Regions from separate parts of the Homo sapiens genome. Here regions 1, 3, 4 and 5 are each linked to region 2. A link is a loop called in an ENCODE intact Hi-C map of the cell type or tissue named here. Cell type or tissue: GM12878. All regions are shown on one strand. Each heading gives the region's core, and the rest is flanking DNA. Links, peaks and the distances in the headings are about the cores only. Region 1 holds the start of ADRA2A (adrenoceptor alpha 2A). Region 2 overlaps RBM20 (RNA binding motif protein 20). Region 3 overlaps SHOC2 (SHOC2 leucine rich repeat scaffold protein). Region 4 has its middle 94 kb from the start of HEAT2. Region 5 has its middle 480 kb from the start of HEAT2.

What was found. Hi-C counts contacts between places; a loop is a spot of excess contacts. Peaks named below come from ENCODE experiments on the same cell type or tissue, not always from the same donor. Only the 100,000 strongest peaks of a DNase experiment are listed, where the experiment ranks them.
Region 1: it touches region 2 in a loop (2.5-fold over the local background); 12 of 110 quality-filtered maps call a loop at or near these places.
Region 3: it touches region 2 in a loop (2.3-fold over the local background); 6 of 110 quality-filtered maps call a loop at or near these places.
Region 4: it touches region 2 in a loop (8-fold over the local background); 10 of 110 quality-filtered maps call a loop at or near these places.
Region 5: it touches region 2 in a loop (9-fold over the local background); 12 of 110 quality-filtered maps call a loop at or near these places.

What each region holds. Positions count from the first base shown.
Region 1 is chr10:111,073,167-111,079,537 of GRCh38, reverse strand. ADRA2A (adrenoceptor alpha 2A) reads right to left here and starts at 2,509. Exons shown (of 1, transcript NM_000681.4): 1 at 1-2,509. The coding sequence starts at 1,541. The coding sequence ends at 144. RefSeq lists a silencer at 2,497-2,546. In GM12878, for the core only: a CTCF peak has its summit at 3,250 (motif pointing left); no DNase peak of the experiment used is centred there; H3K4me3 peaks cover 1,371 bases; H3K27me3 peaks cover 1,293 bases.
Region 2 is chr10:110,742,624-110,748,994 of GRCh38, reverse strand. The region is part of intron 1 of RBM20 (RNA binding motif protein 20); the gene reads right to left. It overlaps LOC124902498 (a long non-coding RNA gene), which reads left to right. Exons shown (of 3, transcript XR_007062286.1): 3 at 3,226-3,301. Among named protein-coding and RNA genes, the nearest start is that of RBM20, 100 kb to the right of the region's middle. In GM12878, for the core only: a CTCF peak has its summit at 2,458 (motif pointing left); DNase peaks (open chromatin) are centred at 699, 1,479 and 2,330; H3K4me3 peaks cover 1,403 bases; H3K27ac peaks cover 2,007 bases.
Region 3 is chr10:111,012,180-111,018,550 of GRCh38, reverse strand. It overlaps SHOC2 (SHOC2 leucine rich repeat scaffold protein), which reads right to left. Exons shown (of 9, transcript NM_007373.4): 9 at 4,886-6,371. Among named protein-coding and RNA genes, the nearest start is that of MIR548E, 26 kb to the right of the region's middle. In GM12878, for the core only: no CTCF peak of the experiment used is centred there; no DNase peak of the experiment used is centred there.
Region 4 is chr10:111,205,040-111,211,410 of GRCh38, reverse strand. No RefSeq gene overlaps it. Among named protein-coding and RNA genes, the nearest start is that of HEAT2, 94 kb to the right of the region's middle. In GM12878, for the core only: a CTCF peak has its summit at 3,675 (motif pointing right); no DNase peak of the experiment used is centred there.
Region 5 is chr10:111,595,219-111,601,589 of GRCh38, reverse strand. No RefSeq gene overlaps it. Among named protein-coding and RNA genes, the nearest start is that of HEAT2, 480 kb to the right of the region's middle. In GM12878, for the core only: a CTCF peak has its summit at 2,921 (motif pointing right); DNase peaks (open chromatin) are centred at 2,999 and 3,124.

The sequences.
Region 1 (6,371 bases), core at 713-5,712, 330 kb before region 2:
CGCAGGAGGCTGCAGAGCCACCCCAGACGAGGAAACGCAGAGCAGGCAGCGCCCGGGTTTCTGAGTGCCCTGGGGCTAAGCACCCCTCGATGCCCCCCGCTGCCTGCAGTCAGCGTGAGTCTACGCGGGCGCCAGCGGAAACCTCACACGATCCGCTTCCTGTCCCCCCGACAGAGGATCTTCTTGAAGGCGCGGCGGAAATCGTGGTTGAAGATGGTGTAGATGACCGGGTTCAACGAGCTGTTGCAGTAGCCGAACCAGAAGAAGAATTTGAAGAGCGTGCGTGGCACGGAGCACCCGACGGCCGTGAGCGTGTAGGTGAAGAAGAAGGGGAACCAGCACACCACGAACACTCCGATGACCACGGCCAGCACGAACGTGAAGCGCTTCTCGCGGTTCTGCCGCCCGCGCCAGCGCGACGCCTTGGCAGCCCCGACGCGCTCCTCCCCCGGCCCTGCAGCCGGCGTCCCGATCCCCGTCGCCCCCGGCCCGCGCCGCGGCAGGCTGTCGCCCGGCTTCACCTGGCTCGCTCGGGCCTTGCCTTTGCCCCGGGGACCGCGCTCGGGTCTGCGGGGCCCTGGAGGCCGCTCGGCGTGGTCGGAAGACGAGCTCTCCTCCAGGTCCAGCGCGTCGGTGTCGCGCGGCCCGGCCGGCGCGGGCTCGCCAGGGGCGCCGTTGAGCTGGGTGGGCAGCGGTTCGGCCTCTGCGCCCCCCGGGCCCGCGCTGCGCTCGGGGCCCAGACCGTTGGGCCTGCGCTCGGTGCCCCCCGGCGGCGCGGCGACGGCGTCCGGACCCCGGCGGCTGGGTGGCACGCGGGTGCGACGCTTGGCGATCTGGTAGATGCGCACGTAGACCAGGATCATGATGAGGCAGGGAGCGAAGAAGGAGCCGATGCACGACGAGATGACGTACCACTTCTGGTCGTTGATCTCGCAGCGCGGCTCGGCCGGCTGCGGGCCGCCGCCGCCGCCCTTCTTCTCGATGGAGATGAGCGGCGGGAAGGAGATGACGGCCGAGATGACCCACACGGTGATGATGATGGCCTTGATGCGGCGCGGCGTGCGCTTCAGGTTGTACTCGATGGCCTGTGTGATGGACCAGTAGCGGTCCAGGCTGATGGCGCACAGGTGCACGATGGACGACGTGCAGAAGAGCACGTCGAGCGCCAGGTAGATCTCGCACCAAGCCTTGCCGAAGTACCAGTAGCCCATGACCTCGTTGGCCAGCGAGAAAGGGATGACGAGCGTGGCCACCAGGATGTCGGCCGAGGCCAGAGACACCAGGAAGAGGTTTTGGGGCGCCTTGAGCGCGCGGCTCGTGAACACGGCGATGATGACGAGCACGTTGCCGAACACGGTGAGCAGCATGAGCAGGCCGGCCAGGCACACCAGCGTCAGCGTCACCTGCAGGGAGTAAGGGGTGGCCCGGGCGCCGCCCCCCGGCGCCTCGGTCCCGTTCCAGCTCGCGTTGCCCGCGTCCGGCTGCAGGGAGCCCATGGGCGCAAAGCTGCCCTCGGCCAACGGCTGCTCCTGGCGGAACATGAACGCGGGCGCCCGCTGGCCTGGGCCTGCTGCCAGCTGCCTTCCGGCCCGGCGCCCGTGGGTCCTCCTCTTCCTCCGGCGCCCCGCTCGCCTGGCTGCGGCTCACATAGGGAGGGGGCCGCAGGGAGGCCGGGCCCGAACTGGAGGACCGCTAGCGGCCCATGGCCCGGGTCCCGCGAACTGCGCCTGGCTCGCGCTTCAGACGCTCTCGGTGGGCGCCTTCTTGCTCCGAGCTCCTAATACAGCCAAGTTTTATTTCTAAGCGGCGGGAGAGAGTAGGGAGAGCCGATGGGTAAAGAGAGATTTATTCTTCAAGAAGGGAGAACAAAAATCATCGGTGGCCTGATAACTTGGAAGGATGACAGGAAATTAAATATATATATACATATCAATATCTGTATCTTGAATCTTGAGCCTGAGCGAAAGCAAGAGGTCTTACCGTGTGCGGGGCCCGCCCCCACCCCGGGAGGCAGCCGAAGGGTGCTGATGCGAGCTCGGGGGTCCTATGTCTGTCGCCTTACATCCCCGAAGCGATTACCGACTCTCTGGCTTCCCCCAGACGCTGCGGTTCTGGCCCGGCCCGGCCCGGGGCTGGGGCGCGGACTCTGCCGCCTCTCGGAGCGCCGCGAGACTTCCAAAGTTGTGCGCCCTGCTGGGGCTGGGGCACACTGTGCGGAGCTCCGGGACGGCGGCGGCGGCGGGGTGAGGAGTGTGGGGGCCGCATGAAGGCACCCCCGTCCTCAGGCGGGCCGGGGCAGGTGAACGATCAGCTCTCCAGGAGCCGCGACGGAGGCAGGGGTTCTCCTGGGCGTCCGCCTGGTGGGCGCCGAGCGCTGCTGGATGGGCCGGGGTCCGACGACAGCGCGAGTTGGGGCAGGAGCGCAAGGCGGGGAAGAAGGCGCTGGAGTGGCCGGGCGGCGGCACGCCGGCTGCTGGGCTTCTGCACCGAGCTGGAGCTGCTGCTGCTCCGCTGCGCTCACGGTGGACTCGTTTTATAGCCCCAGGATCAAGCAAGCGTTGCTGAGCAGCCGGCGTCAGCCCCCACGTGGGAAGCCGACCCTCCCCCGCCCCTCGCACCACCCCTCCGCCAGTCTAGCGCCCGCGCCTAGCGCTGGACCTCGGGGAGCGTTGCCCTCAGGCGGGACGAGCCCTTTGGAGAGGCGGGTACCTTGAGCTAGAGACTTAAAGAGGGAGCCCGGGGGTGGGGGGTAGGGGAGGAGCGGCCCCTGCTGGGAGTTGGCCATGCAGCTCCGGGCCGACGGAGCAGAACGCAACGGGCACCCGTGAGTGCCCCCAAGAAGCTGGATCTTGGGAGAAAAGGGAAGAAAAAAATGGAAGGGAATCCCCGCCCAAATCGAGGGAAGTAACCTCCGGTGTGAGTTACGTCTGGAGCAGCCCAGCTCCGGGCCAGAGCCGACGCGGTCCGCAGGTGCTCCTGGAGGCTGGGGAGAAAGGGGTCCTGGAGAGGGAGGAAGGCGCGGCTTCGGATGGAACCCCTGGGGCGGAATGGACAGCACCCACGGGGAAGTGGTACAAGCCGGAGTTCAGACCTCCGCTTAGGGAAGAAGCGGCTACGTGTCCTCCCAGCCGCGATGCTGTCTGCGGGAAACGCAAGACCCGGGGTCTGGACCGCGCCCCCTTAGACCGAGGTGGGGAGGGGTCCAGGAGCCGAGCGCCAGGGCAAAGCGAGGACGCACTGACACCTGCTGGCCGCTCGTGGTCACGGCTGAGAAGCGACCCGCTGACGCCAGGCGCCTCCTCCCGTCTCTTAGGTCTTCTGCCAACAGAGCCTTCTCCTATCTCCGAACAAATTGGTTTCTAAGCTCAGGAAAGGAGAACCCAGAGTTTGAATTGCACCCTGCCGTGTTGCAGAAATCTTCCTAAAGCAGATACTCGTGTGTCTACCCCTGGCGGGAGTGGGGGTTTGTCTAATAAAGTCACATCAGGAAGGGCTCAGCAGGCACCGCCGGCCAGAACGGGCATCCCACTCTGGACCCGCACAGCCCACCCTTCCTGCAGATCCGAGAGAGGCCAGGATCCTGCCTCCTTGGTTGCACAGCTCTGGCTTGCTGGGAATCATTATGTTTTTGTTGAGGACCGAAAGCTAGACTCCACTCCCGCCCCGCATCCCACCCCCATTCAGATGTACACACAGCATCCTTCAATAAGGGGAAGAGGGAGTAGAATATTTTCCATGTTCTCTCTGATAAGAATAGCGGTGGGGGCGGGGGGGAGTGGGTGTGCGGCGAATGGCAAGTTTTTCCGTGCGTGCTAGCTGTCCTAGGATAGATTTTAACGGTCACTAGAGCACTAGCTTGCACCCTGCTAGCTGCACTTTTCAGATGAGAGCAAGCAGTTTAATGGTAAAACCCAAGAGGGTAGGAAATTTCAGCAGGAGAGAGATTAGACTTAAAGGAATGTCGTCTTATTTAAGGAACCACTAAACCAAAATGCCTTGTGCAGTCACCTAAGTTGGAATTCCAAGGATGGAACAGGCTGCCTCTCTGTGCAGCCAGCTGCAGGCTTAGGTCTGGCTGGGGGCTGATGGCTAAATTAAGGGCCCTGAGAATCACCTTCATTCCCAGCTGATGTCTATAGCCCGCACCAGTGATACAGTTATTGGTGCTGCTGCTGTTCATGTAGTCTCAAAATCTGTACTTTCCAAAGTATTTCACAGAAGTCTCATTTGACTTCAGTACCTTTGTCTCCCAATCTTTGCCCTAATGGTATAAACTCCCTTTCCAGTGTTAGTTCTGAGGAGCCTTTCTAATCTCCCTTTCTGGACAATCTAAAGGAAGCTGAGAAGACAATTTCCTCGCTCTGTTGAGTCACTCATTTTCCATCTTCTACTAAAGTCTCTGCTCTGAGGCTCTTGGCAGGGGCTTTGGACATCGCCAGTAGGCTCAGTTGGAAACATGGCTACAGTCATTTTTGCACAGCAACTAGGAACCCCACACTTCAAGTATGAATACTAAGAGACAAAAATCAGAGCCCGTGGCAATCTGGGGTTTGCTGTGTTGCTGTTTGTAGAACTCGGGAACTGAGTCTTAGGAGACCATCACTTACCATCTGCACCCCAGCTTCCAACACACTGCTCTTCTTCCTAATTTCAGAATCAAAAGAGGAAATAAAAACAAAGTTTACAGTAATTATCTTTCTTGAAATTTCTGCTGCTAGCCTGTGTATGACACCTCTTGTCATATTTTCTAAATGCTTCCCAAACAGCCAGGTGGTTTCTTAATTCCCTGATTTGGAGTCTTTTCTCCTAAAATGGGAACAGGTCTTTTCAGAGCCAGGAACCCTGAGGCCAATACACAACGAATACCAATAATAACAAGTGCTGCATTTTATTAAGTACCATGATGTATGCACCATGTGTAGGGTGATATACATGGCCCCTTTATACACAGAGTTCTTATTCCTGTCACATGTTCCTTATCACCAAAGGTTCTGCCTCCTCAGTTTGTCACACAGGGTCAGTATCTCTGAGCTTTGAAAAGCTATGTGGACACCATTAATTTTTGCTAGAAGATTTCATGCTGTGCAAGCTGAGTGAGACATTGCTGAGCAGAAAGATATCCACAAATATAATAATTCTCAACCAGGCCTATAGATCAGCATTTCCTAGGAAGACAAAATACACTTACCAATGCCCCACCAGGGAAATTATTCACCAGGTCCAAGGTGGGATGCAGCATGTGTATTTTGACAAAACTCCTTGAGAGCTGCAGGTGTGCACACCCTGCTGAAGACTTACCACCCAAAGCAATAAATCTCAGTGGGGGACAGGAGTGATGAGCAAGTGCCCTTGTGGGGACAGGAGGCAGTGTCCAAATTACCCGGGGTAGGAAGCCAACTTGAGCTAGAAAGAGTGGGCCCCAGATTGAGAATCACTGCCCTGAGCCAGTGAGACTGCTATGACAGTGTCATAGCCCTCCAGGGAGCTGGGACAGAGCAAATAGTTGAGAGCCACTGTAAATATGGAGTTTGGGTTTGATGGCCTGAGAAGGAGTCATTTCTGGGGACCCAAATGGGGGTCCATTATTACTTATATTATTACTAAAAATAAATAGTACCTATTAGCACCAACCACATGCTAGGCACAATGCCAAGCAGTTTATGTACTATATATTATATAATTCCCAAAACAATCCCATAATGTAGATTTTATTATCTGCCTTTGTAGATGGAGGAAACTAGGCAACAGACTAAGTAAACTGTCCAGCTAATAAGTGGCAAGGACAGAGCCGAACTCTATTTTTCCTGGTGGTAAGCCCAATGAGCTTTCTAAGTTCCTTACTGTGAATCTCCAGCCTTGATCGCACTGCCAAAGAGAAACCTGCAAAATGTTCATCAGAAATGAGCACATTGACAAGTTAGCACATCCTCCTTCTAGCCCTGTCCTTTCAGTCCATTGATGTCTACTAGATTAGGACAGTACAAGGCAAGATGTATTCCCTCTTTCTGTATCTAATGCCCACTCTTGGAGGCAACGTCACATACACTCTAGGAGACTGACCATTCCCCAACAGCCAAGCTGATGGAGAGCAAGCACTACACCAACTGGTTAGGCAACCCCTCCTCCTCCTAGTAGAAGCAACCTCTCTCTCTCATGGGTGCCATACATATTTTATCATGGCTTAGATGGACTTTTCTTGCTCTAGCTTATCTATTCATTTGTATGATGATCTAGCAGGTAGAAAGGACTGTCCTTTTCATCTCTATTCCTAGAGCATCTCTAAAACAGGCTTTTTAAAAATCATATTTCTAGTACCTACTCCTTGGAGATTCTGATTCAGTAGGATGAAGGCGGGGCCTGGGTGTTTGCAT
Region 2 (6,371 bases), core at 443-5,442:
AAGCTCCTTGAGAGTAAGGCCTAAATATCATACATTTTCCCATCCACCACAAAACACTGTGTGTCACACAGTAGGCAAGTCCATAAAGACGAAAACCACATTAAGTGGTTGCCAAGGAGAGAGTGACTGCTTAATGGGCACATGGTCTCCTTTGTGGGTAATGAAAAGGTCCTGGAACTAAATAGTCATGATGATTGCCCAGCATTGTAAATGCACTTAGTGGCACTGAACTGTGTACCTTAAAATAATCAAAATGGTAAATTTTGTGGTATGAGTATTTTGTCACACACACAGAGAGCGAGAGAGAGAGAAAGAGAGAGAGAGAGAGAAGATATAACTAGTCCAGGGACACAACAACTCGTAAGTGTGATTACGAGAACCCAGTTTTTCACTGTAATTTTAGGAGTCAAAAGAGAGCTACCCCCTACATCTCTACATTGAGCCCAAGTCCAGTACATTCTCCCTGATGCCTCCTCTGAGTGATCCAGGCCTCGGTAGCCCTTGTTTCCAGACACAACCATGGTACACACCCTGGCATGAAACCCTATCTGCCCCATATCACTCTCTGGTCATTTCATGCACACTGGTTTAGTTCCCCAGGTAGACATACTCTGAGCTCTTTGAGTCCAGGGCCCATGAGCCCTCCCCACAGGGCTCACTGGCTTGACTACTGTTGTGGAAACTGAAAAGCATACCAAATGCTTATTTATATGTTTCACAGTTTTAACTTGCATTTTAGCTAAAATGTTCCCACATTCTTTTGGTTAGCAAAACATAACAGGCTCTCCTTTTGCCACTGATTCAATCTCAGGAAATGCCTTTTCGCCATAGAACTCCTAAACCCATTGCTGCCTATTGTTTTCTCATTAATGAAAAAAAAAGTTAACACTACTTTCTCCACTTACTCATAAAAGTTTCATTTCTCTACTTCAAACACTGTGTGAACATTAAAAGGTGCTATAGGTTGCATTTTAATAGAACAAGACAGTAAATAAAAGCATATGAAATTACAGCCTAGGAGTTTAAACACGTAATATTTCAAAGAAGTTTTACTTCACTTGAAAAAGTTTTCTCTTTCAGAAAGAAAACTTTCTAAAAAGTTTTCTCTTTCAGAAAGAAAACTTTCTAAAAGGCTTTCTCTTGCAGAAAGAAAACTTTCTAAAAAGTTTTCTCTTTCAGAAAGAAAACTTTCTAAAAGGCTTTCTCTTTCAGAAAGAAAACTTTCTAAAAAGTTTTCTCTTTTTAGTGTATTTAGAAATTAGCAAGGAAAACCCAGATTAAAAAGTCATTTAATCTACCTTCTAGCCTTGGATGCATCACTTACTTTTGGTCCCAGCCAAGTACCTCAAACCCTGGGTGTTAGTTTTCTTATTCACAAAATGGAAATAAAAGTGTCTTCCTGTTAGTCTTAGAGAAGCATTGTAACCCACGATTAAGACAACAAACAAGAAAGTGAGTAGTAAAGGGCAGAGCCCTGACTATAAGGGAGAAACTTGGGACAGAGGATCTCTGAGTCCAGAAAGGGAAGAAAGGAGGTGGCAATGACTGTCTCTCCCCATCCTTGGCTCCAGGTCTCTGCACCACTGATCACCTAGTCTAGCAGGTGCTTTGAGCCTGGGCAGGATCTGTGGAAGTGGCCAGTGGATCTGAAGGGGGTTGAGAAGCCAGTGCTACCCTGCCAGAATGACCCCCCCCCCCAAAAAAAGAGTTTTTAAAATCAATGCTCAACTTTTCTCCCAAATGATGATGCAAATACCAGTAATACACAAGCAGGTGGAGGTTATTTTTAGTGAGGGTATTTTTTTAACTTTCTATTCTGAAATACTTATAGACTTGCAAGAAGTTGCAAAAATAGTACAGAAAGGTCTATGTCCTTATCTCCTATCTTCCCCAATGATAACATCTTATATCACTATATTACATGATCAAAACCAGGAAATTGACACTGGCACAATACAATGGACTAGACTGCAGGCCTTAATCAAATGTTATCAGTTTTTGCAGACACTGTTATACAAACAACTATAATGGTGCAGAGGGTAGAAAAAAGAAAAAGAAGTGGTATAGAATTATTTACATCACTAGGATGAAATCAATACAATGTAATTTCGATAGACAATTCATGAGTATGCAAACAATTTTTTTATTACAAACGATATTTTTCTTCATGATTGAGTCCATTGTGATGGGATGATATTTGCAGCATCTTACTCCAGTCCCCCATTTGGGGAGGTGAAGAAATTTCCCACAACAGTTCTAGAAGAGTCAGGGAGAAAGAGGCATCCAATGCCCATTGCAACCCTAATCCCAGACCCTCTCCATAGGTAGCACTGCCTGCTCCCAATCCAGCTGTGCAAAATCATAGAATTCCCACAGCTTGAAGGGCATCTCCAGGTGGAATTTGGTGCCGGCCTTGAAATACTCGGGGTCGACTGAGCAATGCCACCATCTGGTGGTCAGACAAAGAACTAAGGAAAGCAGTGGCAGCTCTCCATTTGTGGGTCTTACCAGTTGAGCAACCTTTTAAATCTATTCCAGGAGGCTCTACTTAAGGTACAGCCATACTAAATGTTGTAATAAAGAATGTTTCGTAATGAGAATAACCACTCTACAGTGGATTAAATATGGCCACAAATTCCTGGAAGCCCCTCCCATTAAGACATGAGTCTATTTCCCTATCCTTTGAATCTGGGCTGGGCTCTTGACTTGCTTTGAAGCAGAATGCACAGGAAGAGATGCTGTGTAACTTCCAAGCCTCTACCTCAATTGGCCTCAGAGTTTGCCCCTCACCCTCTTGGAAGACTGCCACTTTGTGAACAAGCCCGCACCAGCCTCCTTCAGCATGAGATTCTAGTGGAGAGAGAATCTCCATTTCTCCTGAGGTCCCACGCATATGAATTCCAGCCGAATCGCTACCAAACGTGGTGATGAGCGAGCCCAGGCAAGAACAGCTGAAGGCAACTCAAGTCATAACCCACAGAATCATGAGAAATAATAAAGGGTTCTAAATCATTAAGTTCTGGGGTGGCTTATAATGGAACAGATTTGAACATTCTCAAATTATTGTTTAAAAAATCTGTACTGTGGACAAGCTTAAGGTTTATTATTACTATTTTAAACTAGATTACTAGGCAGGGCATACATCGCTATTTCCATATGGTAAACCTTGCTTGTTGCATGCATTTTGAATATACGGCATACTTTGATTTTCCTTTGCATTTTCAGCCCTCCTCACATGTTATCACGCATTCATTCATCAAACACCAAGCATGTTGAAAGTGACAGCTCCTGGAGTAGGCACTAAGGATGTGACATTGAATTGGATATGACGGCTACTCCTGAGAAGCTCATGGCTATTGGAGAAGATACGTATGCAAATGCTGAGTGACCACTCCCAGTGGAAGCAAGACAAGGGGCTAAGTTAGTCAGGACCCAATAAAGAAAAGAGAAACCACTCCAAATCCCTTGGAGAATTTAATCCAGAGAATTTATCAAACAGACAAGAAGGTACACAAAAGCTAGTGGGGACAGGAGTAGCAATAGAGCCCTGGAAGATCCCCAGCCACTGTCAGACAGCCAGCCACAGAGGAGGGGGAGAACCACCCTGGCATCCCTCTCCGACCACCCTGCAGTCTCACCCCAGAGGCTTGCACTGTTCAAACCCAGCAGGCGCCTGGAAATGCAGCCTGCAGGGATCAAATCCCTGGGATGTGGAGCACAGGAGGGGAAGAACAAGGCTTATGACTTGCCATGGTGGTATTCAGGCTAGAAAGTCTTTACAGCAGAGGCAGTGGCTGGGCCAAGCCTTGACACTTAGAAGAACTGGACTCTATTTGGAGATGTTTTGCAGTCACATTTGGGTTTGCCCAGGAGAAACAGGGATGAAAAAGCAGAGGGTTTGTATTCAAGCAACTGCTTACAACATTGACCCAAACAACAGTAACCACGAGGAGAGTGACAGTGCATAAGAAAGATGCCAGCACCCCCAGGGAGGAAGTGCTGGAGTTCCGGAGAGGCAGAAGTAACCTCTCGCTCTTGGCTCCTTTTGGTGCTGGGAGGACAGTAAGGTCAAGGCCATCCCTTCAGCTGTCCTGAACACAAGCCTCTTGACCCACATGGTGGCCGCTATGTTTCACCATGAGCCAAGCAAAGGACCAAGATGGATTCATTGCCTTTGTTCGAAATATAACTGAGTCTTCATATCAGCAGATTTCTTTCCTTGTCTTCTTGGTACAAGTGTACATATCTTTAGATTTCTTATTTCAGTAGCTAAATATACATCTAAACTCATTTGAAATGAAATAGGGACTGGCTCTTTCACATTCTAAAGTATGGTTTGCAAACTTCAGCAGGCCTCAGACACACCTGGAGGGCTTGTTCAAACACAATATCACTAGCATCCACCCCCAGAGTTTCCGTTCAGTAAGTCTGGAGGAAGGTTTGAGAATCTGCGTTTCCATCAAGTTGCTAGGTGGATATTGCTGCTGGTGCAGGACCACACTTTGGGAACCAATGTTCAAAGGTATTAACTTTCCTCCAAGTTCTTTTATTTTATATATCAACCCACCTTCACCTTTCATCACCTTGGTAGTGGCGTTTCCCAGCCACAAGCATCAGCCCGGTGCTGGTGAAACTACAGCTCCCAGTCACTCCCCTGGAGATTCTGAGGGCCTGGAATGCTACCTTCAAGGGCCCCAGGAGAGTCACATCAGGGTGACAGAAACCACAGGCATCCTGCAAACCTACTGTGTGCCAGGCACTGTGCTTGACAGTGATTGACAGGCGCTATTTCGTGTGATCTTCCTTATACTTCCGCTTGCATTTCCTCTGTATAGAGAGGTATCTGAGGCACTGAGAGGTGAAGGAGTTTGCCCAGTGCCACACAGCCAGCAAGTGGAAGAGCTGAGGCTCAAACTCAGGAAATGTGACACCACCCTGTCACTGTACTCCCAATCATTCTACTCTATTTCTTCCTAAAGAAAAGGGGACTGGAGCCCCCACCAGGATCACTGAAAAATTTCTCTAGTGAAGAGAAGCTGATCTCTTCCAACAAGGAACACCAAATAAAAATAAAAGGACAGCTGGGCACCGTGGCTCACACCTGTAATCCCAGCACTCTGGGAAGCTGAGGTAGTCGGATCACCTGAGGTCAGCAGTTCAAGACCAGCCTGGCTAACATGGTGAAACCCCATCTCTACTAAAAATACAAAAATTAGCCGGGTGTGATGGTGCGCATCTGTGGTCCCAGCTACTCAGGAGACTGAGGCATGAGAATCGCTTGAACTGGGAGGCAGAGGTTGCAGTGAGCTGAGTTTGTGCCACTGCACTCCAGCCTGGGCAACAGAGCAAGATGCCACCTCAAAAAATAATAATAATATAAAAGAACAATGTGGGTATTGCATGCATGCATGCATGTGTGTGCCTCTGTGTATGTTGTGTGTGTGTGTGTGTGTATGTATAAACTGAATCAGAAGGCTGGGAGAAGGTGAGAAGAGGGAGAAGCTTTGGACTAAAGTTGACCATTAAAACCTAGTAATTAACAAATAAAAAGTGTAACTATTTATCACATGCAACATAAAATAAGATATATCACGTTAAACTTGTCATTTGATGAACTGTGAAAAAAATAACCCCAGTTAGCCCATGAAAACTCTTACCCCTTTTGGCAAGCCACTTAATCTCTCTGTGCCTTGGTCTAATGGTCTGCAAAACAGAAATTGATTTACCCCATTGGAGGTTTAGAGAATTAAGTGAAATAATGAATGTGAAAGCCTCTAAGCTCATAAGCCTTTTTTTTCCATTGTTGGTAAAATATACAGTTCATAAAATTTAACACTTCATATAAACCTTTCAAAAATAATTTGTAAAATACATTGTGTCTGAGTTCCTTAAACAGGGGAGTGATTAAACCCTGAGGTTTTCGGAACCCTGCCAGGCTTGAGGTGCTCTGAGAGTGATGGCTCGTGCCACAGTGAGAAGGCTTCACACTGTCCCTGTGCAACTGACTTGATGACAGCCCGGGCCGCCTTCCGGGGAACACATCTCTCCCAGGTCCATGCTCAGCAGAAAGCAGATCTTTCACAGTGAGAGTTGGAGGTGAGGCACACTGTTGAAGAAGATGCAGATGAATCTCTTTATGTTTCTAGCATCAGCCCTCTACTCAAGAACCCGAGCCTCTGCTTTGTGCAGCTTTTGGGGGTTTGAAATACTAACCGAGCCTCCCAGCTACTACCTAGGTGCTTTTGAAACAGGTGAGCTACTAAAATATAGACCAGCTGCCTGAACAGTAGCAGTAGTGGTTGGATTTGTGTGTCAAGTTTGGGTTCTGTTTTATTTTGTCTTTTGTAAAAGAAAGAAATCATGTTATGAGA
Region 3 (6,371 bases), core at 662-5,661, 270 kb before region 2:
CTTAACATTCTCCATCTGGCATCCTCCACCCCAATTCTTTAAGGAAATACAATTTCTCACCTCTACTACAGCTACTTCTTGATTTTTGGAGTTCATCAGGGATTCCATCTTTTTCCCATCCTACATGATCTCCCTAGGGAATCCTTGTTTCAATTACCATCTATATGTTGGATCATCTGTTTCCAGGCCTAACTTCCTAACATGTATGTATCCAATTGCTTACCTGGTATCTCCACTTGATGTTCCACAGGCTCTAAAACACATTTTCTTCCTACCTCTAAACAAACCAAAAGAATCTGGTCCTCTGCCAAGTTTCCTTAGTTTAGTAAATACACCCAGATGCTTAAGCCACTAATCTGGGAGTATTCTTTGATCCTTAGTCATTTTACCCACTCAATCATTACTTCTTACTAATATGTATTGCTAAGACTCCCTTAAGGGTCATTCTTTCCACCCCATTACTAAAATTTCAATCAAAGTCACTGTCATCCATCATCTGGATTACTCTAACAGTCTCTCATCTGGCCTCTTGGTCTCTAGTTGTGATATCCTTCAATCTATTCTTCTCAAGGTAGCCACAGTGGTTTTTAAAAATACATATTAAAGAATGATACCAGGAAAGATGACAATTAATCACATTGTGCAAAGGACTAAAATTTGTTGTCTTCCTTAAGTTTTCTTCAGCCAATTAAATAGTTATCATTGGGTATTATCTCCTTTATCCTCATAGCTTTTGTTTTTGTGAAACATTTTAGAACACAAACTTACATAATTAGCCAATACTACAACTTACTTTTCTAGGAAACCTGCACTCAATTTCCACCTTTAGTTACCATGACATCCTAAACAGCTGAGTCAGAGCAAACTTTCTTATAAAAGTTTACAAAAGAAAACAAAAACATTTTCTTTACAGAACATGGAGATCATGATAAAAATACTATTAGGACTAGAAGGCTCAGAGAATGGAAGAATGACTTCTAAGAATTCATTTCTCCATTATAGAGCACAGTCTTCATGACAGGATATAACAACAACAACAAAAAAAACCCTGACATTTAGGGTTTTAAAAATAATAATATATAAACAACATAAACAACTATAATGAAGGACACCACTGACCGTATCAAATACTATGTTGCATGTTTTTGTGCACTTATTTCTGTATACCTTCTACATGCCATTTGCTGTTTCAAAGTTCTCCAGAAGAATTTCATAATAGTAAAAAGTCATTTCTCTCAGTTCCACATTTTTATGGTTTCATGACACTGCAAAGACTGACTTCAGGTCCAGCTTCAGTTACACACAGCATTAGAAATCTTTTCAAAGACTCTATGGCAGAACATTTACAAATACATTATTTCCATTGAATAACAATACAGAATGACTTACTAAAATGGCCATTTTTATAAAGTCGAAATAATCAACAATATAATTCAAGTTCAAAGTACATTATTTGAAGGCTATTTATACCTTTTAGCCTTGAATCATAATTCAGAATAGCTAAGTATTTAACACAGTACAAGCCCTGTTAAACATCAGTGGAAACCTGATCTTTACCTGGAGAAAAATCCAAACTGTTAAATACATCATCATGTTCTTATTTAGCAATTATAAGATAACTTTCTGAACTATGTTAAAAATGAGTTTTGAGGTGGAAGAAGAGACAAACAGCAAATGTGAAAAAAACTATATTAGTATATTTTTCTATTCAAGACTAATATTAAAATAAATTATTTGATCCACACATAAAACATTTTTAGTAGTGGACATCAGGTTTTAAGTACTAGCTAAATGGACAGATTTCTTGAATAATAATTTCTTCGAAATCATAAAAAGAAAATGGTATAGATGGCTGATGCAGATGCTACTTGTATATTGTTTGATCAGACCAGTGGAAGGTTAAATTCTCCATAATGCTTTAAAAACTATATTTTCATTTTAAGAAACAACATAAGCCGGGTGCGGTGGCTCATGTCTGTAATCCCAGCACTTTGGGAGGCCAAGGCGGGCAGATCACGAAGTCAGGAGATCAAGAACATCCTGGCTAACACGGTGAAACCCCGTCTCTACTAAAAATACAAAAAAATTAGCCAGGTGTGGTGACAGGCACCTGTAGTCCCAGCTACTCAGGAGGCTGAGGCAGGAGAATATAATAGTGTGATCCCGGGACGTGGAGCTTGCAGTGAGCCAAGACTGCACCACTGCACTCCAGCCTGGGCTACAGAGCAAGACTCTGTCTCAAAAAAAAAAAAAAAAAGAAAGAAAGAAACAACATCAATAATTATAAAAGGCAAATTAGATAACACAGAACATCTAAATGATGACGGTCACTGATAAAGCACCCAAAAACTCTCATTAGATTTTCCAAGTAAGATGATTTTTTGGAGTACCTATAATATATAAAATGCTTCTAATGCCATTTAAATATTATTACATCATAAGGATTCCTAGGATGGAACTCTAATAATTTGCACAAAGACAGAATCTCCCCTCTAGCCAAACTTGCGCCATTGTGCAAGAAACAAACAAAAAAAAGCTCCTTCCTTAAGGTTCTTAACTGTCAGAAATGTGACATAATATATTGATTTTGTTAGAACAAGAAACTTTACCAACACCTGCTAAAAAAAACTGTGATAATATACAAATCTATGATGTGAATGAACATCACCCCCAACATGTTATGCTGTTGTATACCGCACAAACCGCAAAAGCTGTATAAGGCATGCCCTGCCCCAACTACTCTAAACAGTAGAGGCTACTCCTCCTACCAAACTTGGAAACGTTTCCAGTCTGAAATACTATAAACTATTATCCAGATGAAGTCTTGATCACAAACAGGTATTTAAATTCAAAACCGCTTATATTCAGAACTTATAATGTCAGTGGGATATTTAATAAGTGTATACAAAAGAAAGTATTTTTTAAGGGTAATGAGAACTAACTCCAGTTTTTAAAAATTAAAAAAATCCCTTATTTTTAAAGTCATTTTTCAAAGTGAAAAAATAAACCCAGAAATTTTTCTCAGAAAGGCCTTCTATTCAATAACAAAGTACTGATAACTATTTTATAAAACATTCTCATATTTGCCTAATGTAACAATGTTCAAGATACCCCCTTAGATACCAAGACAATGTCACAACTCTGGCACATTCAAATTCTCCAAGATTACATAATCAACTAAAGATTGCCATGCGTTTCCCAATGACTCCTAAAGACTAAACTACTCAAAAGAATAAGGCAAGAGATAAGTTTTAGCTAAGACATCTGATACACTATCTTATCCTCTGATCAAGGCAGAAGGAGATCTTTCCTCACAAGTAATTCATTTTAAAGTTTATAGATTTCAGGAATGTATACTTCTCCAGTTTATTTTGAATTATGCTATCCACTTTTATCTAATTTTAATCATGCAAGAGTGATCATATATTCTGATTTCCTGAGACCAATGTTGTGCTGTTGGCCCTATATAACTATTGGTAGTGCCCCCTTTTCATTTCAGAAGTGTCTACTTTTATATACTTAGTTACTATACATTCCTATTAATAAACAATTATAAATTCTGCAAGGTGAAATTTGGATTCAATACACATGGCTTAGCAATAACAGATGAGGCTGGGCGTGGTGGCTCACACCTGTAATCCCAGCACTTTCAGAGGCTGAGGTGGGCGGACCACGAGGTCAGGAGATTAAGACCATCCTGGTTAACAAGGTAAAACCTCATCTCTACTAAAAATACGAAAAATTAGCTGGCCGTGGTGGCAGGCACCTATAGTCCCAGCTACTTTGGAGGCTGAGGCAGGAGAATCGCTTGAACCCGGGAGGCGGAAGTTGCAGTGAGCTGAGATCACGCCACTGCACTCCAGCCTGGGTGACAGAACGAGACTCTGTTTCAAAAAAAAAAAGGAAAAAAAAAAAGGAAGTAACAGATGAAAAGCAAAAGGTTATAACAAAAATTTACAGAAAATCTAGATAAATTTTAATGTATAATAACTTATCTATTTTAAATGATTCAAGCTACACAATTAGATAAATTAGAAATTTGCAATTACATTTTTTAGAGATCATTCCCATTGCAATACCTACATTTTAAGTACAAATAAATGTTTTATGTGTATTTTCCCTTCCTGTATCATCTACTGTTTTCACTTGTATCTATAAAGTTCATAAATTATTTAGCACTTCCTCCTTTCTGTATAAAATAATCATGTGGGATTTAGAAAGTATTAAACTCAGAAAAGGACAGCTTGGCATTACCATTGCCATTTTTCTGCTACATATTAACAAAAAGCAAAGTTTAGAGCAATGTTTTTATAATGTAACATCCTCGGACATTCTTATTTTATTTGCTGAGTCTCATGGAGAGACTAAATATAATTTCTTTAAAGGAAAGGAAAATTTTTGGATATGCCAATTAGTCCCATTGCAGTTTCAGGAAAAAGTATTAGCTCATATGTAGTCTTCAACAATATCCCTTATTATATTCAAACTATTTAAATATTAAATATCTTGATTTCACAGGGATATCTTAATCAGAGTCCATTTTAGTTTCTTGGGAAATAATGAAATTTGTGGGCTCTCACAAGGTGACAGCCTACAGAGGATATACATTTTATACTTCTTTAAAATTTTTTATAACTTGTCATTATATTGTTTACACACAGCATGACTTCTACATGTAAGACTGATCGTTTTACATTACTGTTACAGATTAACATAAAGGTGGAACAAAAATGCTTTAAAAACCATATTTTCATTTTAAGAAACAATAACCATTTTTTTTAAGAAAAGACATTTAGTTACTACCTTTAAAGTTCAAGTCCCAACATCTTAATATATAAACACACCTGGATACGAGATTTAAAAAACCACACAAACACACAAGCTCTAGGTAGAGCTGTAATAAACAAATTCCTTTTATAAACAAAATTTTAACTGAAAAGCCACAGCAGATGGGGGGAAAAAAAAAAGAAAGGATATTACTTGGTAAAATCCAGTGACATCTACAATAGTTTTACAGCACATTTAAGCATTCTAGGGTTTTATATCTTCACCTGCCTTCCATTTCTTAGTTGATCCTTATAAAATCTCTCATTACGAACATAGGTTTGACCTCAAAACTAGTCATGAATTTGAGTGCCAGGAAAAGCAGAACAACAGTCCAAATTTCTATCTTAATATCATAGCCTTAATTCAAAAATGGTTTTGTGTAAAACACAACGCCCAACTAAATGGAAAAAAAAAAAAACACACAAGCAGCAATATGTAATTATACAAAATAGTGATTAATTATATATGAAGTGTTTTTTAGGATGACATCTAGAACGCACCTTGCTCTGAGACTCCTCAATAATCAAATTGACTTAGACCAACAATACTGCTAAGTATTAAAAGCAGTGAAGCAAAGAAAACGCATCAAATAGTACATGCACATCTTACAGAACTTCCACTGAACTCCCCAATGGCTTCTATGCAATGTGCCTCTTTTCCATAACTGTATTAACAACTACCAAGAAAGGAAAGATGAGATTAAAAGTAATGATACTGAACTGAATTGTTTGAAGCCAGTGCCCCATATGTGGGGAAAAGTGCATTTAGTTCAGCAGCAATACAGCACAGTGTGAAGATATTGTGCTTAGACACAGATATTCCAGAATTGAAAGATGTACAAGGCAAGTCAAGATATAAAACCATAGTACACTGTTAAATAACCTTGAAACATACATACATTGCAGTTTTCAAAGAAAGACATTCATGTCATTGTACAAGGATAGGAAGAAATCCTTAAAGTTACCTACTGTAGTTTATGATATAATAAATACATATCTATATAGCATTGTATATACATATATAGATTGTGTGTGTTTATATGTAATTTATTTGCCCAATTATCCTGTTAGTTTTGTGGATCTGCAACTTTCAGGAATGAAAAAACTCCTTTTCACTGCAAGTTTCTCTTCCCCCAAACTTAAAAAATATTCATACTAGAAAAGGTCTCAATACCCTTCCCCTACCCAAAGACTCACTTCAGGTATTTTGCTTCACAACTCGTCAGAGAAGCAAAATTAAAGAAATTCTAGATTTTTGACTGTATCTTTTCACTTTGCCAGTTTTTTTTTTCAACAAGCAAATACCTTTCACTGTTTACACCAGTGGATGCAAATTCTTTAGCAGAGGATTCAAACTCTAGATTTGACTGAATAAAACAGAGCAAATCAAAACAAACAAAAGAAATCCAGTGATTTACTCTGACTGTAAACAATACATAAAATTTAAATCTCAAATCTCAAAATAAGTTAAAGAAAAATTCTACTTTCAGGGCCTACAATACTATAAGGATAAAACAATTGGTAAGGGGAAAATATATATGAAAA
Region 4 (6,371 bases), core at 963-5,962, 460 kb before region 2:
GGGATGTTGAGAACCTGACCCAACCTTCTGGGAAAAGAGTCATGAGTACACAAAGAGCACTTCTTTCAAACTGTCAAATAGCTTGAGATTGGAGAACAAAGGAGACACATCTTGATTTCTAGCTTCATATTTCCTGAGGATTAGATTAATCTTCTAGCCTGTGACCCTTTGAAGGTACAGATGACATTGTATTCATCTCTATATTCCTATTACTTAGCAAATGGCCGAAGATTAATCTACATTTCTTGAATGAATGCATGCAGCAATCAATGAAAGGTTATAAATTTAAATATCAAGAGCTACCAGAGAAAAGTTATGGACCATAAGATTTTCTCCCTCTTTCAAATGACATTCTATATCCTTCTCATCACATGGGAAACATTATACCCCAATCCTCCAGTCCTACTAACAGGGTCTCAGGCACCATGGTCTCCACAGTCTGCATAGGCTGTAGATATACTTGACCTGTTAGCTAAATTATAGATAATGGCGTGGGGCTTAGTGTTTCTCTGAAGCTCTTTCAGCCACATGGAACTATGTGGTAATGCAAGTCAATGTGAAACAAACATATGAATAGATGATGGGGGATGGATGGATGGATGAACCAAAAGATTCCAACACATTTTAAATAAAAAGCTACACTTACACAGGATTTTTTGGTTCTCTTTTATAGCCATATCCCCAGTGCCTACCACATGCCTTATGCACAATAGTTTCTCAATAAATATTTATTGAGTAAAAGAGGAATGAAAAGGAAATGGCTGATAAGTTGTCACCGCTACCAAACACTAAAAGGTAGAGGCATTCTTAGCTTGTTCATATATATATATATAGAGAGAGAGAGAGACAGGGTCTCACTCTGTTGCCCAAGTGGTACAATCATTACTTAACTGCAGCCTTGACCTCCCAGGCTAAAGTGACCCACCCGCCTCAGCCTCTGGAGTAGCTGGGACTACAGGCATGTGCCACCACACTCAGCTAATTTTTTGTATTTTTAGTAGAGATGGGGTTTTGCCATGTTGCCCAGGCTGGTCTCAAATTCCTACACTGAAGTCATCCACCCACCTCAACCTCCCAAAGTGCTGGGATTACAGGCATAAGCCACCACGCCCAGCTTGTCCATATAATTACATAAGCTAAGCTGTACCTCAGCTTCTCTAACAATTTCTGCTAAGACTTATGAGACATTTCAAAGAGCTGATCCTTGTAGGCTGATGTTTGCATATCCAGCCTATATAATGTGGGAATATCTCGAAGTTAAACAGATTTTCTAAAGCCCTAGTAAAAGAATGCAAAGGAGAGGAAGAAACTTCCCAAGGGTCAATAAGACGATCTACTGAGATACCATCAACTTTCTTCACTGCACTCACCAGAATCTGCAGGCAATAATGTTCAGAGACACAACACTCCTCACATAATCAGAAGATAAAGCATTGCTAATGACATCCAGGGAGACCCTCACTAGAGCAAATTGGCCTGGATGGAAAGCAAATTTGCATGGCAAGGCAAGCAGCCAACAGGCTGTAGTGGCAGATGCTCTATGCCTGACCGTGTAAAACAGAATCATAGTTTCAACGTGCATCACTTCCTTTGGTCCTGTTGAGTTCTGGGAACGTGAGGGCAGATTCTCAATTCCACCTTCCAGCATAGCCTTCTACTCAATAATTCCTTATGCAGGATCATGTTTATTGAATCAATAAGCGCATACACTGTCCTTGAAATCAGTGTGAATATGCTCAATTTAAAAATAACTGGAGTGTTGCTTGGTCCCCAGGGTATTCCCTGAAGAACTCCTGCCAAGGAGAGGGTCTGCTTCTCAGGGGTAAGAATTTATAAAGGAGACAGCATTTCATGAATCATAAATTTCTGTAGAAGCAAGTTTTCTCTTTAGGACCTGCAAGACCACAATCAATAGTGAGCTTTGAATAAAGTTCTTCATAGAGACAGCATGCAAATGCTGTCCCTCAGAATCTGAAAATTAGGATTCAAGGTACCCTGCCTGTTCATGGTGGAGTAGGGCTTTGTTAGCAAAACCCAATTTCAATGTTTGTCCAAACTCACCAAGCACACTCCTGTGAATCACTCATGCCAACTCTGCAGAGCCCATCTACTGTGGAACCTGGTACATTTCTGGTACAGAGCCGTCCAGGAAATTCTCTGTCCTGTCACTCATTCCCTTTGTCTCACAAGAGGAGCATTTTCCTCCACCATGGTCCTCAGGAAGACAAGCCCCTCTCAGAACAGTAGATGGCTCTGAAGCTGAGGGAACACGAGGCACATTCACAAATACCAAATTCACTACAAATTACACAGAGGGACCAGGAAAGCTGCCCTGCAATGTGCTGGAGTCTTGCCCTGTCACCGTCCACTACCCTGAATGGAGGGAATGGCTGCATCATGAAGTTGTGCTGGTCATTCTGTTTGCTTCCTTGGCATCAATCTCCATCCTTCTCTGCCCTGGGGGTGGCCTCCAGGAAATGCATCTTCAGGGCTCCTTTGCTGCCTGCCTACCAGCAGGCAAGAAGATTCGAGGGTCGGGTAGGGGTCAGAGGGCCCTCTTTGGGCCACTGTGCTGGCAGGGTCTTCTCCCCTCTGCACGTCAGCCCCTACTGGGCAGCCACTTCTCCCCCCTCAGCTCTCACTGGGTTCCAATAACACTGTTCTCTGACCTTGATGCTTCAAGCCAAGAGGTGGTAAAGACCCCTGCTCTTGCTTGTCTGTGGGTGCCTCAATATCCCTTGTTGATCCTCATAACCCTGCCCATTGCTCTGAAAGTCTTCCTTTCACCAAATCATCCATCAGACTTGTGTTTCCTGGCAGGGCTCTGGCTGGTGGAGAGGTGCCATGGAAAAGGTATTCATCTTGGATTAAGGGAAGCTGAGTTCTGAACGCTGCTCTGCTTCTGACTAGCTGTGTGATCTTGAGGAAACCACTTCACCTCTCTGGGCCTCAGCTGCCTCATCATCAAAATGTGGAGGGTGAATAGTCCAGGGGAGCCCTCACCACCCTCTGGGCTCCCTTTTACACACACACACACACACCAGCAGTCCCAGTGGCATGCCTCCAGAACCCCAGGGCTGTGAAGGCTGTGTTTGAAAGCTATAGTCACTCTTATTCTATTATTGACTTTGATATTTGATATACGATTAGATGACCTTCTCTGGAGAACTTACCGAATGACTATGACAGCAATGCACTTAAGAGACACTGCTTAGGGATTTACAGGCTACCCTGGAGGAGCATGCTGGGGCACCAATTGCACCACACATTGTTCCCCTCCTATGGCAAGGAGGCCAGCCTTCCTCCATGTCATCTGCCATGCCTGGGGCTGTCAGAGGTAGGGAGAGTGGAGGGGATGCTCTGTGATGAGACACCTGTACCCCTGAGGACAGGTCTCAGGAGAAGGCCACAGCTGTGCACCCTCAAGGCCGAGACTCTCAGCACCTGGGGTGGAGGGATGGGGGGCCTCCCACAGCAGCCACTCCTGCAACCCCTCTGTTTCTAAGCACCCCATGGCTTCCCAAGTGCTTTCCTGTTAATCACCTGCCGTGATGCTTGCAGCATCCTTGTGAGGGCAGCTACATTTGACAATTACATTTGACAAGTAATAGACAAGCACGTTTGCGGTACCTGAAGAGTCAGAGGCCTTCCCCAAAGTCATCCAGCCCAGCCAACAGGGGGCACTGGAACCAAACTCCAGGCGCTGTGCATCTTTTCCGGAACTAAACATTCAATTCATGTAGATGATTAAACTAAATTACTGGCTTTGAGGGCTTCATATTTGGAATGAAGCCAACCTTTGTGTGTTTCCATTCATGATGAGAAGCATGTCCCCTGGCTCTTCTCCACATTGGTCACAGGCCTACCCTGAAATGAAGACAGCTGTCTGTGAACCTTGACCTCTTATGTGTACTTCCCAAGTGCTTTTGTGAAGGTAATCTCACACAGGTGGGGCTGCTTTGGCCAAGGTCACAAAGCTATTTTCCTCCCCAACCAAGTTTGGTCTAGAGTTCATGTCCCTTGATTCTCAGTCTGGTGCTGTTTCTATCCCCCTCATTGTCCTTTAGTCATTCAACAAACATGTGTAGAGACCTACCATGGACCAGGCCAGTGCTAGCAGCTGGGTGAAGGAAGAGTGGTGAGCAAGGTCCAGTCCCCACCCTTAAAGGAGTTTAGAGGCTGGTGGGAAAATTGATGCAAAGGAATTGCTGTGATGAAAGTGTGTGTCCAGTGTGCTGGGACACAAAGGAGGAGCACTTCAGCCTTCTTTGCTGAGACTGTGCAGAGGTGCAGGGGAAGGGCTGAGGCTGGAAGCTTTTGAGGATGAGTAGGTGTCCTCCAGGTGGAGCACGGTGGGAGGAAGCAGCATTCTGAGGAATAGAAGGAGCTACCTGGGCAAAGGCATGAGTACGCATGACCCACATGATAGCTCAGCATGGCAGAAGCATCCAGTTCAAGGGGCATGGCCGTGATGACCTGGGACAGGTCGTCAGGAGCCCAGGAACAGAGTAACTTCTCTAAGTCCATAAGTAGAGCAGCAATTTCCTGGGGAGGGGACCACAATGAAATTTGGGCTTCAGAGCCATCAAAGGATTTTCAAGTGAGTCATAGCAGTATACCTCTGCAATGACAGCCTCACCCAGGCATGGTGTCTGAGACTTTGACCAAAAAGGTTGGAAAACCACAACAACAAAATAATAACACTTACTAGAGCAGCTGACAGACATACAGCACTTAGCATGCCAAGCACCAGAATGAGCCTTCCCTAGTGTTATGAACAGAGTTTTATTGCAACATGTCTGACTTGTCTCACTCTGTGCAAAGAAGATGTGAACAGGCTTTAAAAAATAGTCACCCCTGCTGTTATGGCTATCAGGCTCAGCTCTCTCAGGAAGCTGCTCTGAGCCTAGTAGGATGAACTCACCTCTGGGTCTCCTGAACCTTGGCTGAGAACCTAACATCCTCAAGATGAGTTGCCAAGAGTTTCCTGAGTTCTATGCTTTGCCTCCTTGGTGAGTCTGGGGCTCCTGGGGCCAGAGATCACATATGTACCCTTCATATCACTGAGAGCTATACTGCACACATTGAGGATGTTGAATAAACAAAGATGGATGGAGGTGGCTCCCTCCTCTACCCCAAACACAGCTACAAGGTACAAGCTGTGCGTGTCCTTCCTGACAGCTTGTCTGTCCAATGTGTCTCCCCAGGAGGGACAGCATTGATTCCCTGGCATCTTACCTTCCTGTGATCAATTTCTCTTGACATTTGTCAGACTCTAACACCTCTTCTGCCGCCCTTCAAGGGGCGGGTTCTTTCCATGGAAACTGTGAACACAGCCCATTTGAAGGGAGATGGCTGTTTCCTTCTGTTTTTCCTCCACTTTTTAGTGGAGAAAAATCAAGGCAAAGGAGACCAGAAAGAAGAGGAGCTAAACAACTGCAGAGAAACAAAAACGCTAGGTGCAGGGTTTCAAGTACTGGATGTTCTCAAACGGTCAGAAGGTAGCCTAGCAGGGGCTTAGAGTTAGCCACTTCCTACATGGTGATTTTCTCCCCAACCTCTGGTAGAGCCTGGAGTTCCATGTTACAGAGTCATCCCTATGGATTCTGAGTGTTTTCCCATCTCTTTCCTCTGTCAGTAGCCAGGAAGGTGGTTATTAAACCATAAACACTTAGTAGCCAAGATCTCAGAAATTAATTTAGCATATGCTGCTAACTTGTCCTCATGAAAGTGGGACTGCAATATGGACTACAGAGAAAGCAAGACTCCAGGAAGGTGGAAAAATCAGAAGAAGGAAGGGATATCCAACACACCCTGAGTAGGCATCCATCCTATGCCAAATGCTTAACAGGCATGATCCATTGTCACTGCAATCCTTATAAGAGCAGGTGTCATTTTCCCGACTTACAGATGAGACATCTGAGGCTCTCCAAGGAGAATTTACTTGGCAAAGGTCATTGTCTTTGTTTGTGTTGTTATTAAATAATACCTGAGACTGGGTAATTTATAAAGAAAGAAAGATTTAATATTTGGCTTGCAATTCTGCTGGCTGTACAATTGGGTACCTGGTAAAGGCCTCTGGCTGCTTCCACTCATGATGGAAGGGGAAGGAGAGCCAGCATGGTGAGAGAGGAAGCAAGAGAGGAGAGGAGAGGCACCAGGCTCCTTTTGCAAACCAGCTCTGGCAGGAACTCATACAGAGAGAACATGCTGGTTACCATGAGGATGACACCAAGACACTCATTAGAAGCCCACCTTCATGACCCAAACACCTCCCATGAGGCCCCACCTCCAACATTGGGGATCAAATTTCAACATGACATTCGAGGGGTAAACAGTCAAACCATAGCAGTCACATAGCTAGGACAGGG
Region 5 (6,371 bases), core at 931-5,930, 850 kb before region 2:
CAAGACGCAGTCTTGGAAAAAAAAAAAAAGAAAAGAAATAGTAGCCAATAATACCACTTTTTGGTTTTAATAAGATTCTGTAAGACAAAGAAAATATCTTTGAGGAAAGTTTATACCTATACTAGCAGCATATATGCTGTTTCCTCAGCCTAGAAGAGGGCATTTGTCATCTGCTGTGGAATCAACCTCTTTACACTGTATTGTCAGAATAATGATTCAGAAAGGCAGACTGAATGTGTGTATTGTGTATTATATTATACATTCAGGGGGCACTATGGATGGGTGTGTTGCTTTTATTCTTTCTGGTTGGCACACTTTTTAGGCTTTCATGATTCATGATGGGGTCTCCTGAAACTGACCCCTCTTTCCTGGGTGTAGGGGGAAGGATTTTTGTTTGGGTAGGCTAACTTAGTACTGTTTGAACCTTTGAAACTATATAAAGATAGGAAAAATGTAATCTATCATGCCAAATACTTCCTTTTATGAACATTTTTACTCTGCTGAAGCCTCTGTGTATCCCATACAGATATGTCCCTTGCTGAGCACTGCAGTTCCAGCAGGGGCAGCTGAGAGAGGGCATGCCGGCACCTGTGTTTGTGGCCTTGTCCCAGAGCAGTGGCTCTTTCTTGTCAGCTGGCTGGCTTCCAGGCGCAATAAGAGAGCATGCTGATTTCCAAGTATAATGCTTTGCTGGGGCTGGAATCAAAGCTGTCAATAGTAAAGAGCTTTCTTTTTAGTCTTCTTATATATTCAGCGGGAATTCAGCAGTGAAAACATGACCAACAATAGGCAGAGGGCCTGTAACAGTCTTTAAAACTCATGCAGATGGTTTTCAAACCTTAATTGTCTAAAAATGGCATGCATTGTTGACTGAAATACTAGCTTGGGCTGCAAACTAGGTGTAATAACTTTCTTACCTATCTGCTGAATCTATTGTTTCCTCGCTCATCAGGAATTTAAAGAGTTTACATCTGAAAGACTTGGTTTGGGGAATTAGAGGGTTCCCTGATTTTGCTGAGAAATGTATTAATAATGTCTACTAGTTATGTATGAGTTATAACAATGAGGTAGTCCCATGAGATATAAAATGCAAAAAGTTTTAAAAATATGAAACCAGTGATATTTTATTGGTTGGGAATCTCTTGGTTGAAAGTGATAGCAAGCCATTTAATGTGGCCTAAAGCAAAAGATACATTTATTGAAAAGTTCAGGAATTGTAAAGTTCATCAGGAATGCTGGATCCAGGAGTCCAGATTACATAGTCAGGGGTTAGTCCATCTCCTCTCTATCTTCACTTTTTCTTTGTTCTCTGTTGTCTCATTGGTGGACATGTGATGACCCCCCAGCAGCCCAGGCTTGTACATCCTTATGGTAATCAAATGCTATAAATCGCCCTGAGTCACCTTAGGGTTCATTACAGTTGGGTTCATTACACTCACCCTACAGTAATCAAATGCTGTAAGCTTTCTCAGCTGCCCTAGAGTTCACTCTGATTCGATTAACCTAGGTAACATCATCAATCTTTGAACCAGCCACTGTGATCAAGCAGATGGAATATACTCATTCTCCAAGCATGGATCATATGACTACCCTTTAAAATGAAATGGGTATGAGGTTAGCTGATCAGCACAACCCAAACCACATGGACAGAAAATTCGGAATGGATTATTCCCCAAAGGAAAACCAGGTTGCCAGATAGAAAAATGGGCATTGGACAAAAATAGTCAATGTCCATTACTAATATCACAGAACATCCAAGGACCCTTGCAGAGCATCTGTCCCCATTCTTACTCTTGCCAACTCGTCTTGATCCACTATGCCTTCTTCTGGGGACTTGAATACACTGAGCTTCATCCCACCTAAAGTTCTCTTTCGTTGCATCAGGCAACTCTGTATTTCCTAACATGCCCTTCACTTTCATGCCTCTAAGCTCTTACTCTTGCTCTTCCCTTCACTTGTCCATCTTAGGTGTGGTTCTCTCCATCTTTCAAGAACCCACTCAGTTATTGTGTCTCTTCTCCCAACCTAAACAGACTTCGTTGCTCCCTCCTCTGTTTCTCATAGCTCAACTAGAATAGCTGTCCAGTTGTGCGCCAGTTAGGTGTTTATGTATTAGTTTTCCCAGCTAGTCTGCAAGCTCTTTGAGAGTCTGAGCTGTGTCTTTTGTGTCTTTATGTAAATGATTGGAAAAGTCATATCAAAATAATGCTCTAAGAAGTTTTCTTATAGAAGTAACAATTTTTAAAATTACCTTAATAAGCACTACTGGAGTAAGTGGGCTAAGTGCTTTATATATATATATATATATATATATATATATATATATATATATATATATATATATATATATATATATAGCTTCGCTTATGTCTTACAAAAATCCTATAAGGTAGGTACTATGTACTATTCTTCTGTTCTACAGATGAGAAAAACCGAGGCTCAAAGAAGTTATGCAACTTGCCTATGGTTACGCAGCTAATAAGTGCCCAAGCTGAAATCTGAATCCAGATTTGCTTGATTTTAAAGTCTGAGGTATTAGCCATTGTGCAAACCGTCTCTTAGCCAGTAACTGTGTTTGCAAATGGGTAGTTATTCAGATACCAATGGATGCACTGAAGACTTCTCTACTCTTCCCCACCCCATCCTATCCCCACCAGAAATAAATTCTGCTTTCTCAATATGAAATTTTCTAGACCATTAGCTTAAATCTACTGTGCCAGTTTTTTAAGAACCTTTATTCCTGACTTTGCAATTGACTGATTCCAAGTATGCTGATCCACTAAGGAGCACCCTGTCCCAAATGAAATGGAATAGTTCTTTCTATAATAAAAGTTCACACTAAAGTTGACAAGATATTCAAAATGCCTGCCCTTCATAGAGGCTATATTTGTTATGTAAGCAAGGCAGTCTGACTTGTAACCAGTAGGTGGCACTAGACTTTCCCCTCCCGGCTATGGCTGTAACTGGTTATGGAGTTGTTCTGTTACTAAGCGGCGGCTGAAAGGGACCCATGGAATGCAGTTGCATGGCTTCCTATCAGTGAAATCATTCTGGATAGAGCAGGGTTCTTCCCCCAGCTTGCACTCAGCCTTGTCCTAGGCGTAGAGCAGGGTCATATGGATTAAATACCGGTTCTTAGGTGCACAAAGAAAAATGCAACCAGTCCAAGCGTGGCAATCTCCTTAGGCCACCCTTCCAGCTGCTGGCTCTTTGGCACTGTGATTTGTCTAAAGCTGATGGTGGGGGAGGTGAACATACAGGTACATTGCAAATCATTAGGAGGAAAAGTACTTCATACTCAGAATCTGGACTGGAGTGGTAGGCTGTGCCAGGAAATGCTTTTCTCTGCACAGTTAGGGCAACTAAATGCCTTGATTAGGGACAATGTCTAGCCACTCAATCAACATTTCCTAAATCTCTTCTAGTAATTCAAATCATTCTGGAAGCTCAAAAGGATATGAAGATGGAAAAAGCATAGTTCCTGTATTCCAGGAGCTTACCATCTACTAATAATGAATCTAATATCCATTGATTCAGCCAGTACTGATTGGGCACCTATTGAGAAATGGGGAATAGAGTGTTAGATCACACTGCCTGGATAGAGCTTACAGCCTAGTGGAGAATATAGACATTAAGCAAGTAATAACACATTACTAGTATAATAAATACCATGGTAATAAAGTAACAAGACATCCTTGCTATGAGGACATATAGCAAGGAGGTCTGGAGGCGTGTGAGTCATACAAGGCCTTCTAGAAGAGATGATTATAAGGGGATATCCAAAGAGGAGCTGGAATTAAGTGGGCAGAATGGAGAAGGGAGAGGAGAAGAATGAGAATCATGTCAGGTAGAGGGAAGAGCATGTGATAACCCAGAGGCAGGGTGGAATGAGGTACTTTTAAAGAACTAAAAAAAAGTCTGTGAGGCTAGAGCTGGGTGAGCAATAAGAAAAGTTGTAGAAGATGGGGCTAAAAGGATTGATAGTCAGGACCAGATGATGCAGAGCCTTGTATACCATGTTGAGGAATTTAAAATGTATGCAAGAGCAATGAGGAAGCCCTGATAGATTTGAAAAAGATTGGTGTTATGACATCATATGTTCATTTATTTATCTAATAATATTTATTGCATGCCTACTCTGTGCCAGTGTATCAGGTGCTAGAAACTTTAATAGAGATGTAAATTATAATTTAAAATTTTAAAAAGTAATTGATTCAGAAAGATGGGAGGCAGGAAAGTTTTCTTAGAATGAAAAATGTATTCATGCAACAAAAAGTTTTGGGCACCCTGGCATATCTCAGGATCTGTTCTAGGCCCTGGAGATTCAATGGTGAATTATACCCAGTCCTCATCACAAGGAATATTTATTGTGTGCATTGAAATTCATGGCAGGAGGTATAGCATGTAGGAGATGAAAGGGAAAAATCAGTCAACTGAAAGATCTGCTCTGGCAGACACTGAGAGTGTGGCACGGTGGAAGCTAATAGTAACCAGGATCCAGCACATTAGTGTTTACACTTTCATGTTCATGATCCCAGTTTTCAAAAACCGACTGTGTCCCACTAAAAGGAACTAGGAATCCATGGAAGAATGACTAATTCCAGATCTGAGACAGGAAATGCATAAGATGAGCATTGGCCATCTTTTTATGCAGATAGCAAAGATGTAGTCAAAGATGAATGGAATTACATCAAAAGGACATCGAAACAGTTTGAAGGGTCACTCATTGACCAAAGATGGGACAATTTGAACATCAGAACAAATTAACTGAGGAACACCTCTGTGAATTTACAAAAATATACATGTTTATAATAATAGTTTTTTTAAAAAGATAGCCCTTAACCCCCCAAATTAAAAAAGACTCATTGGTCACATTGGAAGTAACCTCACTCTGAAAATTAAAGGGAAATAATTAAACATTTATTTTTTCTTTCTTGGATAAGCAGTATTTCAATATGACCAAGTAGCCCTAGTTGACGAAGAAAACTACTTCTTTATAGAGGAATTCCACCTAATAAATGTAAAGGGTTGAAGAAGTGACAGAATTAGAACATTATCATTTTGCAACTTATAATAAGAATCAATAATTTAGGCAAAGATTTTCAATGAATGAAGACATTTTTAAAAATGAATGGAGAATTTTTCCATGAAAGGTCAGGCTTTTACCATTTGAACCCACTGATTAATTTAAGTAATACTTATTCTAGTGAATAAACCAGAAATATTTACCACTTGAAGGAAGATAAAATACATGGCATCCCGTATGATGTAATTTTGGGAAGAAAGGTCAAACATGACTATAATGGAACCCTCAGAGAAAAAGTGTTGTTATTAACAAACATGAAGTTTACAGAAACAAATTAAAAGACAGTAGAATGAAAAAGTAAAATGATGAGGAAGGCACTGCTCTATATGAAAAGATTCTAGGAGACATAACCAAATGCAATGTGTAATCCTATTTGGATACTGTTTTGAACAAGCTTCCTATAAAATGAAATTTTTGTTACAATCAGGAAATGTGAATATAATGGATAATTAGACAAATCACAGAATTATTGTTAATTTGACTAGAGTTGATGATGGCATTGTGGTTATATATGAAAATGTCTGTATTTTATAGAAATGCATACTGAAGTATAGAGTGGTTAAATGACATGAGTTCTGAGATTTGCTTAAAAACACTTAGCCAAGAAAGGAAGGCATAATGTCTGATACTGGTGTGGCAAAATCTAGGAAACTGTTGAATCTGGGTGTAGTATATAGGTGTTCTCTGTACTATACATGTTTGAAATTATTCATAAAAAACCATGACTGTGGCATTGTGAGGTAAGTAAGGCAGAGTATGCTCCAAACACCCATGATTAGAAGTCTTACATCTGAAGCACGTGTATTGGTGTGAGGTCATGTAGCTAATAAGAAACAGGACTATGACTGGAACTCTAATTCCAAGTCTAGCACTCTTTCCATAACAGCTCTCACTTTGCTTTTCTAGAGTGCATTCACAAGTCACCCTCTTTGGCTCTTTGGCTCACGAGATGGCTCTAGCATTAGAAGAAGGCAGACAGCATTTTGTTCCTTACATTTTGCCCATTTCCCTAGAACTGGAAAAGAGGGCTGTGGTTTGTCAATAGGCTCCTGGAGGGAGGTGGTTTCCAACTGCTGAGTAGACGAATGACCAGGCACTAGTAAAAGGTGTGTTCACTGGCTAAAAGTTAGACCAAGCCCTGGCTTCTGGCCTTTCCTAAGCCACAGGCAAATCCCAGGCACATTGATCATCTGCAAGCATGTTTCTACCTGTTCTCATCTCTTCTCTTTGCAGCAGGTTATCCTTCCTCAAATATGAGAATATGAAATGCTTTAATGAGGGTATA